Linked DNA regions of Mus musculus: region 2 is linked to region 1. The links are chromatin loops, found by intact Hi-C in ENCODE. Cell type or tissue: heart. All regions are shown on one strand. Links, peaks and the distances in the headings refer to the core of each region. The heading gives the core; the rest is flanking DNA.

Region 1 (10,294 bases), core at 2,908-5,407:
GCCCTCCCCATATGCCCTACCCATCCTCTCCCACTGATGCCAGACAAGGCAGCCCAGCTAGAAGAACATATTCCACAGTACAGGCAGCAGCTTTAGGGATGTTTAGGGGATCCAGCTGTTCAGGACCCACATGAAGACCAAGCTGCACATCTGCATGGGGAGGCCTAGGTTCAGCCCGTGGTTGTTCTTTGGTTCCGATTCTGGGAGCTCCCAAGGGTCCAGGTTAGTTGGCTCCGCTGGTCTTCCTGTGGAGTTCCTATCCCCTTCCGGGCCCTCAATCCCTCCTGTTCTTCCATAAGAGTTCCCAAGCTCCATCCACTGTTAGGCTGTGAACATCTGCATCTGTCTGAGTCAGCTTCTGGGTGCAGCCTCTCAGAGGACATCCATGCTAGGCTCCTGTCTGCAAAGCAGCCAGCATTCTTAACCATTTGAGGGAAGCAGAATTGAGCAAAAAGTCTGCCAATGCCACGCTGCCAAGGAGACGGAGCTCAGGCTGTTTTTACATATTCTTATTTTTATGCCCTGGCCTTCTGGAGAAACAAAAGCGCTGGCCTTGGCTGCCAGACATTTCCACCATTGCTGTGTGGCCTCCGGCAAATCACTGTGCATTTCTGGGCCTCAGTTTTCTTCCCAGTTGGCTGAAGTTGCTAAGAGACACCTTGCTGTGTCTGAGAAGTGAAGAAATTAACTGGCAAGAAAGTCACGGGATAAATCCCTGACCCCCAATTAAATGTTGTTTTCCTAAGAGTTGCCTCGGTCATGGTGTCTGTTCACAGCAGTAAAACCCAAACTAAGACAGAGCTCTTATGAGAGACTATGGAGCTGGGCGGTGGTGACGCACGCCTTTAATTCCTGCACTTGGGAGGCAGAGGCAGGTGGATTTCTGAGTTCGAGGCCAGCCTGGTCTACAGAGTGAGTTCCAGGACAGCCAGGGCTATACAGAGAAACCCTGTCTTGAAAAAAAAAGAGAGAGAGAGACTATGGACTTCACTGTGTCCTCCTGGCCCTTTCCAGGCTCTAGGGTTTAGCAAGATCATTCTAGATTGGGAGATGTTGAGAGCATCAATGAGGTGTCAGGATCCCCTGAAAATCCTGTCTTCGTGAGGCTGGAGACGGGTGACTCAGTAGATAAAGTTTGTCACATAAAGATGAGGACCAGAGTTCGAATCTCCTGAAAACTCACGTAAAGGACAGATGAGCTTGGCAGCCTGTGTGTCATTCCAATCCTGGGAGACAGAAGAAGGGACTTGATCCCCAGAGCTGTCTAGCAAGGTCAGCCATATCAGAGAGCTCTGGATTTGATTGAGAAAGCCTGCCTCAAAGAATAAGGATTGACGGAGGCCGATTCTCAACATCAACCTTGGGCTCCCCCATGCATGTGGGTTCATGTGGGTTCACACACGTACACATGGGACAGGAGCTTCAGAGCCACCGTGGGCCAGGCCCAGGGCCTAGTGCCAAGAAGGTAAACAGGAACGAGGAGACAAGCAGCCCCTGTGTGATGGAGCTTATAGAAACAGGCCAACCCAGGCAAGAGAGAAAGGTCAGCCCTGACATGGGGTCCATTCACTTCACAAGAACCCCTCCCTGCTTTATGAGCAGCAACTGAGAGGTAGACCAGTTGGCCATGAGGATATTAAACAGAACAAGGGAGCAAGCAGAGCCAGTCAGATTTAGAGTGGGCAAGAGGACCTCTCAGAAGTGACCCTGAAAAAAAGAGCTGGAGGATCTCAGATCTCAGAAAGGAGCAGCATAGAAGCCAAGAAGCCGGGAGACGTCAGGAAGCCATGTGGCTGGAGCATAGGGCAGGAGGAACAGGGAGAGACTGGACTGGCCCTGCAGGCCACGGGGAGGATTCAGGCATGCAGTGTGGGCTTTGTCCCAGTTAGCGGGAGGGAAAAACAAGGCTCAGCAAATCATTTATGATACTATACATACAGCTATCAAGTCACCCAAGTGATCAAGCCAAGAAAGAGCCTTCCAGGTCTATGGACAAAGACCATAGGACAGGTTCTTGTCACTCCACATGCAGATCAAGAGCTGGGCTGGCTGCACCAACATGAAATAAACCAGGGATACTTGTGACAACTGCTTTTCTTTACTTGTGTATAGGTATTGGGGAATGCGTGCCATAGCACGCATAGAGAGGTGCGGGGGATCTTCTGGGAATCAGTTCTCACCTTCTACCATGTGGATGGTAGAGGATGGAACTCAAGTCGTCAGCCTTGGCACCTTCAACCACTGTGGTGGTTTGAATGGGTTTGGCCGCCATAGACTCTTGTTGGAACGCTTGGCCCAAAGGAGTTGAAATATTAGGAGGTGTGGCCTTGGAGTGGGTGTGGCCTTACTGGAGGAGCTGTGTGGGTGAGCCTTAAGGTCTCCTAGTGCTCAAGCCCCACCTAGTTTGAGACAGTCTCCTCCTGGCTGCCTTCTGACCAAGCTAGAGAACGCCAGCTCCTGCAGCACCTTGTCTGCCTGGATGCTGCCATGCTTCTCCCCATGACGATAATGGACTGAACCTCTGAAACTGCAAGCCAGCCCCATTAAAAAGCCAACCTTTATAAGCATTGCCTTGGTCATGGTGTCTCTTCACAGCAACAAAGCTAAGACACCCAATGAACCATCTCCCTGACCCCATTAGTTATTCCCGGGCCTAGCATCTTCATATATCTCAGGCTGGCCCCAAACCTGCTAGATAGCAGAGGATGGCCCTCAACTTGTCATCTTTCTGCCTCCATCTCCTGGGGTGCTGGGATTCCAGGTGTGCACCCACATCTGGTTTATGCGGTGCAGACGACGGAACCCGGAGCTACGTGCATGCTAAATAAGTCCTCCACTGATGGCATCGAAACCTCAGCCCCTAACAACCAGTGCAGTGACAGGAGCTGGGGGGGTGGGGAACTGCTACTTTTCAGGGAAGTCTCATTTGTATAGGCACCAGCAAGAACCAGGCCTGAAGAGCGAGGGGGCCTGACCAGGGTGGGAAAAAGCGTGGGAAATCAGCAGAACCATCCCTTGTGAGCAAAGACTGTGGGGAACATGTATGGTCTGGTGGGAGCTGGGAGGTTGACAGAGCTGCTGACAGTAGATGTCTGGAAGACACGGGTTTAAGGAACTCTAACCAGAGGCCCTAGCATCTAAATTACCTCTAGGAGCAGCAGGGAACCAAGGAAGATCCTAAACAGGTTAAGGTAGTCTGTGCTGAAAAGGGGGAAGGGTTAAAGGGAAGGGACTTATAAAGGTGGGACTGGGAGGCGAGGCAGGATGGGCTTGATCGAATAAATAGATAAATAGATAAATAAATCAGGGCTATCTCTCTCTCACACACACACACACACACAGAGTGTAATTTTTTTTTGAAAGAAGACTCAGGTGCAGGAGTGAGGGGACAGATTTTGGGGAAAGAAATGTCTTACTTAGGATTCCTGCTAAGATCGCTATGGCTGGGATGGGACACCAGGGCCAAAAGCAAGGTGAGAAGGTTTATTTGGCCCGTATTTCCACACCATAGTCCATCACTGAGGGAAGTCAGGATAGGAACTCAAGCAGGGCAGGATCCAGGAGGCAGGAGCTGATGCAGAGGCCATGGAGGGATGCTGCTTACTGGCTTGCTCCTCGTGGCTTGCTCAGCCTGCTTTCTGATAGAACCCAGGACCACCTGCCCAGGGGTGGCATCACCCACAATAGTCTGGGCCCTCCCCTAAGTCACTAAGGTACCCAGGACCCAGCATGCCGTTTTGTGTGATGAGATGAATCCATTAGACCACACTTTGTCCACCGTAACCCTAACCCTAACCTTAACCATAACCCTAACCATAACCCTAACCATAACCCTCACCAGCCAAGGATGACTTTGAACCTCAGGATCTCCTGTCTCTACCTCTTAATTTCTGGGACCACAGGCATGCTCCACTGTGTTGGGTTTATGTGGTAGAGGACTAGGCAAGTGAGCTCTTGCCAGATGCCAAAGTAGGCTTCAGTTGGAACAGGCTGGGATCAGGCTGTGGGCTGTGGAACCCTTCCAGACTCTGCACAAGAAGCAGCCACAGCTCTGATGGCCAGATTACCTCAGACTGCTCTGTTCCCAGCCGCCCCCCTCAGCCGGTTCTGGCTCTCTGGCCCTCACTTTGCATCTCTACTGGGAAAACAGGACGGGAGTGATGGTACACACACACTAGGGGAATTCAGGGTACCAACGTCTTACTCCAGTTCCAGGACCCGCTTGCTGGTAGCCCTCATATCCAATAGAGGGCGCAACGTGCACAGACATTTGGCTACCGGCTCGCCCTGCGCTCCCACCTGGGAGGCTGCTGAAGCTGCTACACCAGTTTGTTCATCCTTATTTTATCTCAATTCCTCACCCCAATCCACAACAACCACATATATGTTCCTGTAAGACAAGTGTGTGCATTTTTAATTTTCTATTTTTTAGTACTTTCTTTGTTTGTAAAGACAGAGTTTCACTATGTAACCTGACTAGCCTGGAATTCACTATGCCAACCAGGCTGGACATAAACTCACAGAGACTGACCTGCCTTGGCCTGTGCCTCAGCCTCCTGGGTGCTGCTGGGGACTAAAACCATGTTTTACTACACCTGTTCCATGCATGTTCTCCACTGGACAAAATCTAGAACCACCTGGGAGATGGGCCGCTAATTAAGTTAGCTGTAGCAGACCAACCAATCTCAGCTGTGGGCGGACTCACCCCCTAGGCAAAGGATTACGACTCCCGTTCACTGCGATCGGCTTCTTTACTATGCGCACCTTGAAGGAAGAGCTAAAATAAACTCTTTTCTTTATTAAATTGCTTTTATCACATCAACAGGAAAAGAAACTAAGACAGGACATTCATGGTTCTTACTCCCCCCCCCTCTTGTTTTTTTGTTTTGTTTTGTTTTGTTTTTTGTTTTTTAAGATTTATTTATTTATTATATGTAAGTACATTGTAGCTGTCTTCAGACACTCCAGAAAAGTGCATCCAATCTCATTACGGATGGTTGTGAGCCACCATGTGGTTGCTGGGATTTGAACTTAGGACCTTCTGAAGAGCAGTCAGTGCTCTTACCTGCTGAGCCATCTCTCCAGCCCCCCTCTCTTGTTTTTAAGGTTTATTCATATTGCTAAGAGTATTTTTAGTCCCTGGTGGGCACCTCACATTTATACCTGATCTCTAACAGACACCCAGGCATCCTCCAGCACCAACTAACAGCCTAACTCTGAGCATCCTCACACACACACATGCACGCACACATGCACACACGCACACACTTCCCCATTTTTCAGTTTGAATAAGACAAAGAACTCCTGGGTTGCAGGACATTCATTAACGTTAACTGCAGAAGATGGCCAGCTATTTTTCTACTTACCTGATTCTTGAAGGGTCCCCTGTCCTCCCCGGGTGGCCCTCGCTGGCACTCTTTCTTTCCTCTTGGCTTAACTTAGGGAGATGCAGAGCCACTGGCTGCGGCCTCTGTGAAGACCCTCTTACGTGTATAAAACAGACTCCTGCTCTCTGTCAGACTTAGTGGTACCCAGCAGTTGAGTATTCACCAAAGCGATGCGGAACAGTGAACACCACAGGTCTCGGGAGGAGGCTTAGCCAACCGCAAAACCCTGTCCAGTCAGCCCTTTCCTCTTCTACAGCGTTACCTCAGCTTTCTGAATCTCCCCGCAGCTCTTCCTCAGACAGTTCGCTTTTCAAGGATCTGTGCTTCCTAGTTCTGTCTGGGGACAGACTAGATAGACTCTCTGAATCCCACGGTACATATACCATGGAAGTAAGTAGCATCCTCTCCTGGTTTCTGCCGGCAGGGTCTGTCTCTAACTTACCCAGCTAAGCTTCCTGCAGATGCCCTGGGCTGGAACCAGACACAGTCTCACAGCCCTTAACCTAACTGTCGCCCAGTGAAAGCCCAAATGCTTTGGAGGTAAAAGCTGGAAGAGAAACCATGGGTATGGTAGATTAAACACCTAGATCTTTGTTCTGGTCACCATGGCCCTTGAAGATCGTCTGTGCCGATTACTTCACAGATGAGTGGGTATCGGCTCAGGGAGTTAAAGGGCATGCCTAGGGTTGCTGGCAGGCCATTGTCAAGGTCAGGACTGGAATACAGGCTTGTCGGAGACCACCGCACCACTTCCTACAGAATCCTGTACTCTCTCTCTCTCTCTCTCTCTCAACACCCCCACTCCCCGTGTAAACATTGCTTTTTAAAAGTTGGTTGTAAGTTCATAAATAATACAAGGATACATTCTCCTTCTTAAAAAATTAAAGTACTCAGAGGCCTGAAAGATGGCTCAGCAGTTAAGAGCACTTACTGCTCTTGCAGAGGACCCAAGTTCAATTCCCAGCAACCACATGGAAACTCTAAGTTGCTTATCATTCCAGTTCCAAAGAACCTGAGGCCCTCTTCCGGCCTCCAGGGCCACCAGGCATGACCAGGGTGCACAGACACACATGAAGGTGCTCACACACACACATGAAGGTGCTCACACATACACATCAGAAATGAAAAATAGATCTTGCCAGGGGTGGGGGTGGGGGTGACTCACACCTTTAGTCCCAGCACTAGGACTGGGCAGAGGCAGGCAGATTTCTGTGAGTTCAAGGCCAGACTTGTCTACAGAGTGAGTCCTAAGACAGCCAAAGCTACGGATAGAAACCCTGTCTGAAAAAACAAGATAGATATATGATTGATAGATAGATAGATAGATAGATAGATAGATAGATAGATAGATAGACAGATAGATAGATAGAAGAGAGAGATAGAAATGGAGAAATAGAAAAATAAAACAAGAGGTTAAGCACACCTCTGATCCCAGCACTCAGAAGGCAAAGGCAGGCAGATTTCTGTGAGGCCAACCTGGTCTACAACATGAGTTCTAGGACAGTCAGAGCCACATAGCAAGACCCTACCTCAAAAACCAAAAACTCCTGCAAGATTTACTAGAACATCATGGTGAACTCCCGCCCTTGGGAGCAGAGGCAGGCACATCTCTGTGAGCTAGAGATCAGATTGGTCTATATGGTGAGTTTCAAGCCAGTCAGGGCTACATAGTGAGACCCTGTCTTTAAAAATTAAAATAAAATAAATAAGGGCTGGAGAGATGGCTCAGTGGTTAAGAGTGCTGGCTGCTCTTCCAGAAGTCCTGAGTTCCATTCCCAGCACCCACGTGGCAATCACAACTGTTTGTAGCTTTACTTCCATGGGACTTGGCACCTTCACACAGCCATACATGCAGGCAGAAAATAAATAAATCATCAAAAAATTTTAATTTAAAAAAAAAAAAAAAGGACTAGGTCTGTGGCTCAGGAGAGCACTCATGCAACCTGTGCAAGACCCAGAGTCTCATCTCTAGAACCACACGAAGACCGGCAAGGACAATGCTATTGATAGCACTATCTTCCCTAAGAGCAGGCCCTCCTCTCCCTACGGAGTTCCTGCTAGCAGCTTGGGAACCACTGTGCTGTGCTTTCTATGTGCATACGGATGGACAGACGAACTTTTCTATAGCTCCAAGACACTGCTGCGTGAACTTAATTACTTCATTCTATGTAGCTAGTGTGTAAGTGATGTGTTCATTCTATGTAGCTAGTGTGTAAGTAATGTGTTCATTCTATGCAGCTAATGTATAAATGATGTGTTTATTCTGTGTAGCTAGTGTGTAAGTGATGTGTTCATTCCCCTCAGCTGAACATCTTAGAACTTATGTCTGTCTGCGCTTATACCATCCTCTCTCAGAACTACCTCGTAGCAGTCCATGGGACAAGAGGATCTGACCGATTTACCTAGTCTCTTACTGATGGCCAGGGAGTTCATTCCTAATTCTCACTATTAAAAGTGGGCTTGATGGAGAGACAGACAGACAGACAGACCAGACAGGAAGACTTGGGTCCAGGTGATGATGGCTTACACCTTTAATTCCAGCACTGGGGGTGGGGGGTGGGGGTAAAGGAAGATAGATCTCTGAGTTCAAGGCCAGCCTGGTCTACAGAGTGAGTCTCAGGACAGCCAGGGCTACACAGAGAAACCCTGTCTCGAAAACAAACAAACAAACAAGCAACAACAATAAATAATTTTTTTTGAAAAAAGAATAGAAAAGGAAAAAAAGACTTAAGAACAATAACACTAAGCAAACTACTGACCTGGGTCAACAGTGTGTGGCTGCAGTGCCCACCCTGGGCCTGGAAAGGCCTTCAGGAACAGTTTGGACTGAAGCAGTGTGTGTGAGTGCCGCACGTATGAACAAGTAGATGGTCAGAGTTTACACTGTAACTGTGTGTGCTGGTGTGTGTGTGTGTGTGTGTGTGTGTGTGTGTGTGTGTGTGTGTGCGAGTGAACACCAAAGGCAGACATAAAGGAGCAGAGAGGCCAGAGAAGCAGGAACACCTACACTCATGGAGCATTTCCAGGCTGACAGGCAAATGTTTGGTCAGTGCTACATGCCCACCCTGCCAGCCCTGCGGGAAGCCACAGGGGGACAAAAATGAGATACCTGCACTCAAGTAGGAGACGCAAGCACTGGCATTTGTGCTAAATACCAAAGACACCAAAGGACATACTGCCTGCTCTTTCGAATCAGGCAGGCAGTTCAGTGCAAACCCATGTGTGACACCCATGGACAGAGTATGTGTAAGACCCAGAAAACCCTGGCTGGAGATGTAGCTCAGTTGGTACAGTGCTTGATTAGAATACACAGAACCCTGGGTCAGAGACCCAGCATTGCAAAAACCAAACATGGTATGAAGACCACAAAAGAGGTAGAGACAGGGGACTGTTCAAGAGCATCCTCCTGCATACAGTGAGTTCAAGGCCAGCCTGGGATATGACTCTGTCCCAGGCATTGAATACTCTAAGGGTACCCTGTAGTACATACCCAAGATGCCCCTGGCTTCCTCCTTTTCTATTCTGTCCCTGCAACACAAGGTCACAGAGTCCAGCTGAACAAAATCTTCCTTTGGTGAATAGAAAATTCACAGAAGCCTGCCTCTGCTTCTCCCTCCCTTGTGGCAGCTGGTCCTCGCCTCTCCCATGCCACATTTGGCTTGTACAGCTTCCTCCTCCTCCTTCTCCTCCTCCTCCTCCTCCTCCTCCTCCTCCTCTTCCTCCTCCTCTGCCCACATACTTACCTCTTCTCCAAACATGTATGGGTGTTTCACATGCATGTGTGTCTGTGTACCACTTGCATGCCTGGTACCCGTGGGAGGCCAGAAGGGGGCATTGGATTCCCTAGAGCTGGAGTGGCAGACATTGTGAGACACTGTATCACCGAGAATCAAACTTGTATCCTCTGGAGGAGTAGCCAGTGCTCTTGACTACTGAGCCATCTCTCCAGCCCCCTGCTTTTTGTTTTGGTTCTTGTTTTTAAGATAGGGTCTTGTTATGCAGCCCAGGCTAGCCTTAAGTTTACAATGTAGTCCAGGTTGGCTTCAAATGTATTTCAATTCTCCTGTGCTCTGGAATTATAGACATACCCAGTATGAGGCCCCCATAGACTCATGTGTTTGAATAATTGGTCATAGAAAATGGCATTATCAGGAGGTATGGCCTTGGGCTGGTGAGATGGCTCAGCAGGTAAGAGCATTGACTGCTCTTCCGAAGGTCCTGAGTTCAAATCCCAGCAACCACATGATGGCTCACAACCATCCATAATAAGATCTGATGCCCTCTTCTGGTGTGTCTGAAGACAGCAACAGTGTACTTATTTATAATAAATAAATCTTTGTGCCTGAGTGAGCGGGGCCAACTAGAGCAAGCAGAGGTTCTAAATTCAATTCCCAACAACCACATGAAGGCTCACAACCATTTGTACAGCTACAGTGTACTCATATACATAAAATAAATAAATCTTTTTTCTTTTAAAGGAGGTATGGCCTTATTGGAGTGGGTATGGCCTTGTTGGATGAAGTGTGTAACTGGGGTGGGCGTGGGGTGCTTTAAGGTCTTCTGTGCTCAAGCTATGTCCACTGAAGTGCAAGTCAGTCTCCTGCTGTCTGCAGATCAAGATCTGCAGAACTCTCAGCTCCATGTCTGCCTTCATGCTGCAATGCTTCCCGCTAGGACGATAATAGACTAAGCCTCTAAAACTGTAAGCCACCCCAGTTAAATGTTGCCCTTTGTAAGAGTTGTTGAGGTCATGGTGTTTCCTCACAGCGATAGAAACCCTAACTAAAACATTTAGCACACTTGCCTACCTCCCTGACAAGCACCGCCCCCCACCCCACACACACACCTTCTCCTGTTCCCCTGCATTTCCATCTCTGCTGCGTCTTCCTCCACCAATCTCCACCATC
Region 2 (10,294 bases), core at 3,450-5,949, 55 kb after region 1:
AGATGCTAAGCGGTGGACCTCCCCCCCCCCTCACTCCCCATCCCACAGGAAGAAGGCTGAGCGGGGAAAACTCTACTTTACGAACCTGCAAAGCAAGGAAAATGTACCCGCCATGATCAACCCCAAACCGTGTGGTCACCTCTGCTGCTGTGTGGTTCGAGGCTGCGAGCAGGTACCGTGTGGGCCGGCTGCCAGGTGGCTGGAGTCCCTGGCAAAGCTGGGAGGTCTAGGCAGGCCTCAGTAGACATGGATGCCCCAGGGTAGTCACAACCCCTACCCCAGGACAAACAAATGTGGTAGATAGTAAAACCCACAGGTAAAGAGACTCCCAGAGAAAGAAGACAGGGGCCCTACCCCAGCAAGCCTCCAACTGCCTCTGGCGTCCATAAAACCTCAAATCTTTCTTTAAATAGTTATTTCTGTTTATGTGGGGAAGGTGTACCATGGGGCCTGTGTGGAAGTCAGAGAAGAGCTTGTGATAGCCAGTTTGCTTCACCATGTGAGTTCTGTAGCTCAAACTCTGGTCACCAGGCTTGGTGGCAAGCTCCTTTTACTCACTGAGCCATCTTGTCCTTGAAGCCCCTGTCCTCACTGTTCCGTTTGTCCTGTTTGTGATAACTTTTGAAACCATCGATAAGGCGAGCATGGCAGGGGGCTGAGGATGTCTTTCAGTGCTGGCTTAGCATGTACAAGGCCATGGGTTTGATCAGCCATGGCGCATGTCTGTAATCCCAGTACTCAGGAGGCTCAGGCGGGAGGGTCAGAAGTTCAGGGTCATACTCTGCTTTATTTTAAAAAGGATTAATTTACTCATTTTATGTGTATGAGTATACTGCAGCTGTCTTCAGACACATATTGGATCCCATTACAGATGGTTGTGAACCACCATCTGGTTGCTGGGAATTGAACTCTGCACCTCTGGAAGAGCAGCCAGTGCTCTTAACCACTGAGCCATCTCTCGGGCCCCTTCATTTTTAATAAGTTCACTAGCTACCCTGTTCTTGGCTTCCCCGTTGTGCCCACCTTGTGAGGTTAGAACAAGGACAGAGTGACTCATACGCAGAAAAAGCTTCGAGGAGCATGGGCTGATCCTGGCTGCTGCTGTGGGTGCCTCCCGGCTCTGAGCAGAACCCCACCCCGCCCTGCCGTCTGCAGGTGGAGGCCATTGAGTACTACACAAAGCTGGAGCAGAGGCTGAAGGAAGACTACAGGCGGGAGAAGGAGAAAGTGAACGAGAAACCTCTGGGCATGGCCTTTGTCACCTTCCACAATGAGACCATCACAGCCATGTGAGCACCCCGCCCCACCCCCATCCTGCCCGCCACCCTCGGCCCTCTCCCTCTCACAGGGCCCTGTACTCACCACTGTGGACCCCAGTCTGGGCTGAAGTAACAAGTACCTGTTCCCCCCAGCATCCTAAAGGACTTCAACGTGTGCAAATGCCAGGGCTGTACCTGCCGCGGGGAGCCGAGAGCCTCCTCCTGCAGCGAAGCACTGCATATCTCCAACTGGACCGTGACCTACGCCCCTGACCCTCAGAACATCTATTGGTGAGCCACAGAGTTGGGGCGGGGCTTCTTACAGACTGAGGGTGTGGCTGTTTCCAGGAGCGTGGGGAGAGGGTGGATGCTGCCAGAGGCCAGTCAGTCCAGAGTCTTCAAAGTGACCCCTCCCCCACTTTCCCAGGGAACACCTCTCCATCCGAGGCTTCATCTGGTGGCTGCGCTGCCTGGTCATCAATGTGGTCCTCTTCATTCTGCTCTTCTTCCTCACCACCCCGGCCATCATCATCACCACCATGGACAAGTTCAACGTCACCAAGCCTGTGGAGTACCTCAACGTGAGGCCCATGCCCGCCTCCCCCCCCCCCCCCCAGCTCTCCATGATGTGCCATGCGCATCCCCCTCATCCCTAACATAGCTCTGGGTGCTCCAGGTGCTTCCAGGATGCTTTCTAAGGTCAAGGGCTGCTATCCCAACCCGCCATGTCCTGTCCTCAGGAAAGGCCGCCCTTGGGTTTACATGTCCTAGACACACACACACACACAGACACACACACACCAGGAGGGTGCAAAACCTTGGGTAAGCTCCTTTTTCTCATTTCTTTTAAAAATGGAAGGTTTAAACTGGCCCCTTGCCGTTCGTGTGTACGTTCAGAGCCTCTGGTCTCCAGGCCGCCCAGATGGCAGTAGGGTGCACCCATGCCTGCCGCTTGGCCTCCTCTGCCCTCCTGCCGTGCTCAGATCAGAGTATACTTCTTCGAAATCTGCACTCAGAAGTAAAGATGCAGACCTCAGCCCAAACCAAATCCCCACTGCCCTCTAGCTGGCCAAACCATCCAGTCTCTGCTTCCTCGGTCGACGGATTGGGAAAATGAGCCAGTTCCATGGTCACGAGGTTTAGTATGTAGAACACGCACAAGTGCTTGGCACACAGTAGGTGTGCAGCAGACGCTCACCATCAACATCATACACCCAGAAGTTGTCGTTCCCACAGCCCTAGCTTCGGCCCCCACCCAGCCCTCCAAGTGTTGGGAACTTTTAGACCCGCCCACCCGTCCGTCCCTCAGTGCTTGGCACTTCCTGTCTCCCCACAGAACCCGATCATCACCCAGTTCTTCCCTACGCTACTGCTGTGGTGCTTCTCGGCCCTGCTCCCCACCATTGTCTACTACTCCGCCTTCTTCGAAGCACACTGGACGCGGTGAGCTGCCCACACTCCACCCACCGTGTCCCTTCGTTCTGAAGGTTCCCTGCCCTGGGCCCGGTCCCCTCCCCTATAGAAGCCTCCAGCACCCAGAGGAGCCTCTGTCCCCGGGTGGGCTGGCCTGCTGTGACCTCTGCCTCTGTTCTGCCCTCCTAGCTCCGGGGAGAACAGGACGACCATGCACAAGTGCTACACCTTTCTCATCTTCATGGTGCTGCTTCTGCCCTCGCTGGGGCTGAGCAGGTGAGCATCAGGACAGAAGGGGAGCCGGGGTGGAAGAGAGCTACGGACCTGTCCCGGGCTTCCCCAGAGGTGCCCTGCCCCATGCCGGCTCCCATCCTTCTTCCTGCAGCCTAGACCTCTTCTTCCGCTGGCTCTTTGACAAGAAATTCCTGGCTGAAGCAGCTATTCGGTTTGAGTGAGTGACCAGGAGGACACTTGGGGAAAAAGGAAAATAACAAGGGTGGATGGCACCAAGCTTCCGGCTGTAAGGGGTGGGGTTAACGTCACGAGTCTCCTGGGTTATCCAAAAGACAGCCCGGGGTGTTGGGCATGGACGAGGATGAAATGGGCTGGGGTTCTTGATCAGGAGTGCCCCTGAGCGCGTGCTGAAGGTAGATTTAAGTCTTCAGAGCTCACATGTGGGGGTTCTGAGAGACTCGGGCCCTTATTCTAGGTCTGCTGTAGGAGTCTTGAATTTCCCCAAGGAAATAGGGGAGGTGTTTGTAGTGGGGACTTGGTCATTATCTGGGGGTGACTTGGGGACTCCCAGAGCATCCCTGAGGGTCACTAGAACCCTTACCTTTATCTACTGAGATCTTAGATTGACAGCTCAAGATGTTAATGCAGCAGATGAGGGACTAGCTTGGAGGGAGGCATACCGTGGCTCTTACACGCTCAAGCTCCAGGGGCTTGAGTTGATGGAGTTGTCTATAATCATCTTGGACTTAGGGACTCGCTGGTTCTTGTACACACACACACACACTCACACACGCACGCACGCACGCACGCACGCACGCACGCACGCACGCACCCACCAAAGATACCTGAGACGGTCTCTAAAGCTGATCAGGAAGGAGTCTGAGGCTCTCTCTATTGTGGGAAAACCAGAGAGTCGGAAAACTTACCCAGTTTGTTGGGGCTTACATCCCTGGAGATCTCTTGAGAGTGCCATTGAAATTTTCTGTGGAAGTCTCAGCTCTCAGCAATTATTTGCTGCACATGCTGGTGGCCTTTTGTGGCCTTGAACTCGTTTTTTCAGGGCATGCCATCTCTAGGTAGGTCTCTGGGCTGGCTTTATTATTTTGATATTCTGGGGTTCATACTGTGGAAAGACTAGGGCACGGGTATTTGGGGGGGCCGTCTAAGCTGGGTGTGTACATGTAGAGGAGGTCACAGAGGGTAAGAGCATGGGGTGCTGTCATGCTAGCAGTGGGCAGACAGCCACCAGGTCACCCCAAGGGTGCAGTGCTGGAGCACCTGCTGCCCTTAGGTGTGTGTTCCTGCCCGACAACGGCGCTTTCTTCGTGAACTACGTCATTGCCTCAGCCTTTATCGGTAACGCCATGGACCTGCTGCGCATCCCAGGCCTACTCATGTACATGATCCGGCTCTGCCTGGCGCGCTCCGCCGCTGAAAGACGCAACGTGAAGCGGGTATGGCCGCCTAGGGCAGCGGCAACACGCACAGCGCCCTCTGGTGGCCTAACCAGAAACAGCAACAGTCAGGCTCGGGTGGTGGGCATAAGGATACTGGGACTTAGGGACATTAGTTCCCATCTGAAGCCTCAGCTTTCCCACATATATAGCGATGGGTGGACATAGGTGATTAAGAGGTCCTTGAGTTCTGAGAGCATAGTGTTATGTACTTGGAGTTGGGAGAGATGTAGCTCCCTTGATCTAGGGTCCTTCTGCCCTCATTCCACAAGAGGGCGCTGGAGAACCTGTCCCCTAGTTCACTCAACTTTTGCCCCCACCTGCCCATGTCCCATCACTGCCCTGCCTGGCCTCCCTTTCAGCCACAGCCCCCTCCTCCCACCTGCTTTGCTGTCCCCGCACTACCCCCACATTAGGTCCCTCACTCCCGATGGCTCCATCCCCAGCCCTAGAGTTCCTGGCCACCTCCTGCCTGCCCTGCATCCCTGCAACCTGTCCCCTCCACCCTGAGCCACCCTCCTGCCCATGTCCCCCCCAGCATCAGGCCTACGAGTTCCAGTTTGGCGCAGCCTACGCTTGGATGATGTGCGTCTTCACGGTGGTCATGACCTACAGTATCACCTGCCCCATCATCGTGCCCTTCGGTAGGCACCGCCGCGCCGGGACCTGGGCCCTGCTCGGGGGAACCCAGGGCCTAACCCGCTCCACTCTAGTAAGGCAGGCCACCCTGATTGGACAGGGCCCCGGCTGGGAGACCGGCCCCTCGGGCCTCCCGCCTGGTTCCTGGCTCAGTCTAGGGCCAGGCCTTGGGGGAGAAGGGGAGAGCAGTCCTATCAAGGTTTGGCCCACCTGACATGCCTGGTCTCTGGTCAGGCCACCCACCTCAGCAATATTTCCTGGTATTGAGGCCTTTCTTCGGGTATACATGAACATATCTCCCTCTGAGTTATTAGGCACATATACACACAGTCCAGTACCCAAAATCCACACTTGTACACAGATTTCAAAATTCAAGAAAACCCCTTGGATTCCAGAGTGGGCTAGGTAGGTCTCGGACATGTCCCAATGCAGGCAAGCCATGTAACTTGGGCAGGTCTCTCTTCCACTTAGAAGGTGTTCAGCTAAGTTTCTCGTCGACCATGATCCCTCAGTAGAGCCTCTACCTTCCCCCAGTAGCATCCTGACTCCCTACCCACCCTCTGTGGCTGTTGAAGGCTCCAGACTCTTAAACTAACCTCCTTGCCCTTGTTTAAGGCCCCCTTGGCTTTGGGGAGTAGAACCTGCCCTTTAGTTTACACCCAACTATTTAGGAACAGGGGTAGAAAAAAAGTAAGATGGGTTTCAAAGGCTTCTTGTTCATCTAAATAAATGGCTCTCTGGTGGTCGTCATGGGGGAAGGGGAGACGAAGGGGAGGCTGCCGGGGTGAAGGGACTGACATGGGAGAAGCTGCAGCTTTCAGTTCCGGCAGGACAGGGAGCAGGGACCAGCCCTTCAGCCATCTCAAGGCCAGGTACAGCCTGTGGTCCACACGCAAGGGCTGTGGGCGCTGGTTCCGAGGTCAGGGCCGTTGGCTTTCCCCAGGGCTCATGTACATGCTGCTGAAGCACCTGGTAGACAGGTACAATCTCTACTACGCCTACTTGCCGGCCAAACTGGACAAGAAGATCCACTCGGGGGCTGTGAACCAGGTGGTGGCTGCGCCCATCCTCTGCCTCTTCTGGTTGCTCTTCTTCTCCACCATGCGCACGGGTGAGGGCCACCATCCCGCCTGGGACCAGTGTCAGGGACAGAAGAGCCTCATGGTAGAGAATGCCAAGGGTCTCAGTGAGGTTGTGTGGGTGGGATGAAGGAGTCAGAGGTAGTGAGCCCCTTGGAGGAGGCGGCGGGAGCCCCGTGGTGGAGGAGGCGATAACCGCTTTGTCCCTCCCTACCCCAGGTTTCCTAGCCCCCACGTCTATGTTCACCTTCGTTGTTCTGGTAATCACCATCGTCATCTGTCTCTGCCACGTCTGCTTTGGACACTTCAAATACCTCAGTGCCCACAACTACAAGGTATGGGGCAGGAGAAAAGTGGTGGAGTACGGCCGAGAGCGAACGTTTTCTGTGGGGGTGACATACAGGTCCAAGGTGGGGCGAGGGTGTTGGGGCACGATCGGGGCTAAAAACAGGAATATTTCCTCCCCTCACCATGGACCCCTTAAGATTGAACACACAGAGACAGATGCCGTGAGCTCCAGAAGTAATGGACGGCCCCCCACTGCTGGCGCTGTCCCCAAATCTGCGGTGAGTGTCTTACTACACAGCCTAGGGTCAGGGGGGAGGGCAGTGGGAAGGCTTTGACCTGCAGACTCAATCCCAGTAGTCCTCCACAAAAGCCAGCCTGTTCCTGATCTCACGGCAGTGAATGCCAGAACTACTCCTACCCTGGGGCACTGCCCACTACATTGCTGGCAGGTCCTACCTGCTCCCACCTACCCACCCATAATGGACAGCTAGTCACCTTACCCCTATTCCTTTCCCTTCAGAAATACATCGCTCAGGTGCTGCAGGACTCAGAGGGGGACGGGGACGGAGATGGGGCTCCTGGGAGCTCAGGCGATGAGCCCCCATCGTCCTCCTCCCAAGACGAGGAGTTGCTGATGCCTCCTGATGGCCTCACGGACACAGACTTCCAGTCATGCGAGGACAGCCTCATAGAGAATGAGATTCACCAGTAAGGGGAGGGAGGGGCCCTGGAGGCCACGCCCTGCCCCTCCCCCCACCCTCACGGACACTAAAAAAAAAAAACGCTAATAATTTATTAGAACTAAAGCCCCCTCCTCCTACCCCATCCCCTGCTTTCATTAAGGTATTTAAACCTGGGGATTTCACCACTCTCTCCCACCATGGAGGGAGAGAGGGAGCCCCCCCAACCTCAGTGAGGACAGCCCCGAGCAGGCCCCGGGGCAAAGAGGGGTGTGGAGGGAATACCCCCAGATCAGCCTCACCACCCAGTAGTGTGGCCAGGAAAGGGTTAATGAGAGCCAAGGTGGGTACCTGGAACCATGGCTGGAGGCCTGGGGAAAGCAAGATCAGGAGTTGTCACCCAGTCTCTTTCCTCCCCTTCACTGCCCCTGGATCTGGGCCTCCAGGGACTTGGAACCTGCAGCCCTCTGGGATGCAGGAGAAGGGAGGGGTGCACAGTGTGGGGGAAGAGTCAGGCCCGAGCCAGGGGTTGACCCCGGGGGGAGGGGGGCATGGCTGACACTGGAAAATGGGGTTTTTGCACTGGGTTTGTTGGTTTTTTGTTTTTGTTTTTGTTTTCATTTAAAATAAAAACAAAAGCTGTGAGTTTGCTTCTGGTTGGCAGTCCCTCCCTGGAACCCCATTCTCTGTCCTCCAGGAGGACCTATTTGCCACCCCCAGCTTCTGCTTTGTCAAGGAGGGGTCATCAGGAAAAGGCTCTGGGCTAGGGGTCAACAGAGTGAGCTCCAGGACAGCCAGGGCTACACAGAGAAATCCTGCCCTCGAGAAACCAAAAAAAAAAAGCATTTGTCAAAATGTGAGTTCAAGCCCTGAGACCCACGGTGGGAGAAGAGAACGGGCTCTGAAAAGTTGTCCTCTGATTCTCACATGTACCCCTGGCAAATCGGTTTCTACTCACACAGGAGGAAGGGGAAGCAGAGGAGGGGGAGGAGGTAATTTATGTCCATAATCTCAGCACTTGGAAGGTAGAGACAAGGAGGACCAGGAGCCCAAGGCCTTAGCTATGGAGCAAGTTTGAAGATAGCCTGGGATACATGTTCTCAAAAAAAAAAAAAAAAGTGTGGGTAAGAAGTGAAGCTGTAACCAGGGAAGATGTGAGATGGCGGCTTTTTTGTAACTAGGAAGCTTTTCAGGATAGAAGTGCAGGCTGAGGGTATAGAAGTAATTACTTCTAGAAATCATAGATTGAAAGGGAGGGACTTGCCCCAGATGGCAGCCCCGGTTGGGTGCTTGTCCCCCTGTCCCAGTAAGGACAGGCCTGGATTCTGGCAGATCAGATGGGCCAGAGCAAAAGAGCCAAAGGAGAAAGAGAGACAGGCAACAGCTAAACCACCTTGCCCCTGACTAAAGACCCCCAAACTCCCTGCATTGGAGAGTTCTGGGCGGGGGAGGGGTGGTCTCTGCTCCTCGCTCCCCCCCACCCCCCAAGAACCTTCAACTGTCAAGGACTGTGCTAGGTGCTAGCTGTTCTAGGTGTTCATCTGATAGATAGCCTTCAGGATGCTGAACTACTCAGGTAAGGCACTCACGGGGCCTGTCCCTCCTATAGATTCCCCTGCAGGGATGGGGCCTGGTCCCCCTGAGGCCTCAGACTGGGGTCTCTCTTATCAGACTGGCTGCTCTGAGAGTAAAATGCTGATTTCTTTATCAGGCTGTTAGGGAAAGAATAAGCAGTTGGCTTTTCTCCTTTATTTCACTGAAGTGTTGGCGTGGGTTGGGATGGCCCATACCCCTCCGTCATAGCTGTCTGGGGAAGGCTCTGTGTTAAAGCCCATCGGCCATTAAAGATATGGTAAACCTTAGGAAATGGAGAAAAATCTCTCTCAAGCCTAGAAAAGCAGCCTTCTTAGTCCTGAGATATCAGGTCCTAAGAAACAGAGCAAGCCCCTTGAATAGAGTCCAGCTACCTCACAACCAGAGGGGATGGGCTGGAAGCAGTGCAGGGAAGAGCAGCTGAGAAGCTGGTGGGGACAGGGTGGGGGCCGGCTAACTTCAGCAGCAGAGGAGGAGTGTGGCCCAGCTCTGACCCTCACCCTCAGCCTGAGAGGGGAGGAAGCCAGGCCACTCTGAGGACAAAGGCCCCTAGACTCTCTGCCTCCTAGCTTCTGTGACAGGCTAGTAACTTGACCCCTGAATGTTTTTAGGCTTGAAGGAGACCCCAAACCTCTGAAGTTTTCTGAGACAGTATCTCAGTTTCCTCCGAGTTCTGGAGATCCAGCTATCCATTGATTCCCAGAGTGTAATGTAATAATAGTTTTAAGAATCACTGGGAGTGGGCCTGAGAGATGGCTCAGCAGTTAGGAGCCCACATCGCCCTTGCAGAGGACCCAAGTTGGGTGCCCAGCACCGGTGTTGGGTGGCTAACTACTGCCTCTTAACTCCAGCTCCCAGGAGATGCAATACCTCTACACTCCGTGGGCATTTGCACTCAAGTACTCATAGACATAATTAAAAAGACATCTTTTTAATCACGGAAAGTAGGGATCAGGGTGTAATTAAGTTGGTAGAGAGAGAGAGAGAGAGTACTGCATGCATAAGACCCTGAGTTCTGTCCCCAGGACCATATAAAACTAGTGGGAAGACAGACTTGTCATCTGAGCACACAGGACACAGAAGCAGAAAGGTCTGGAGTACAAGATCTCCTCAGCTACATAGGGAGTTTGAAGCTAGCCTAACTCTACATGAGACCCTGTCTGAAAACCAAAAAAAAAAAAAAAAACAAAAGCAAAAAACACAGTATTCATATTCAGTGTTCTTACCACAACAAAGAGTATGTGAAGTGTTTGAAATAAAGCATCATCTATTAACAAATAAAGAGACATAGGGGATTAGGGAGTAGAACTCTTAATTTTTTTGATTTAGAGACTAGCTTTCACCATGAGGCTTAGGCCTCAGAAACAGGATCCTCGTCAGCCAGGCAGAGGTGCTTGCCACAGAGCCTGATGACCTGTGTTCTGTCCCCAAGATCCACAGGGTGGAAGGAGAGAACCCACACCTGCAGGGTGTCACCTGATCTCCAGACATATGCTCTGGTACATGCATGCACACATACAAATGAAACAAATAAGTAAATGGATGTCACAGACAAGACCCTCCTACCGCAGCCTCCCAAATGCTAGGTTACAGGAACGCGCTACCAGGTTCTTCTTCGACTGAATTTTTCAAAAACCTACAGGGTCCTAGTCCGA

Evidence for each region. A loop is a pair of places that touch in the nucleus more often than their neighbours do. Peaks named below come from ENCODE experiments on the same cell type or tissue, not always from the same donor. Only the 100,000 strongest peaks of a DNase experiment are listed, where the experiment ranks them.
Region 2: it touches region 1 in a loop (5-fold over the local background); 32 of 42 quality-filtered maps call a loop at or near these places.

The regions. Positions count from the first base shown.
Region 1 is chr17:45,712,449-45,722,742 of GRCm38, reverse strand. The region is part of intron 3 of Gm35456 (a long non-coding RNA gene); the gene reads left to right. Among named protein-coding and RNA genes, the nearest start is that of Gm35456, 9.3 kb to the left of the region's middle. In heart, for the core only: a CTCF peak has its summit at 4,240 (motif pointing right); a DNase peak (open chromatin) is centred at 4,222; H3K27me3 peaks cover 232 bases.
Region 2 is chr17:45,657,573-45,667,866 of GRCm38, reverse strand. Tmem63b (transmembrane protein 63b) reads left to right here. Exons shown (of 24, transcript NM_198167.3): 12 at 49-172; 13 at 1,156-1,289; 14 at 1,413-1,550; 15 at 1,687-1,840; 16 at 2,596-2,702; 17 at 2,862-2,948; 18 at 3,058-3,123; 19 at 4,198-4,360; 20 at 4,899-5,004; 21 at 5,943-6,110; 22 at 6,298-6,413; 23 at 6,564-6,644; 24 at 6,887-7,690. The coding sequence ends at 7,078. Capn11 (calpain 11) reads left to right here and starts at 8,558. Exons shown (of 22, transcript NM_001013767.2): 1 at 8,558-8,622. The coding sequence starts at 8,607. In heart, for the core only: a CTCF peak has its summit at 4,424 (motif pointing left); DNase peaks (open chromatin) are centred at 4,306, 4,670 and 4,936; H3K4me3 peaks cover 438 bases; H3K27ac peaks cover 275 bases.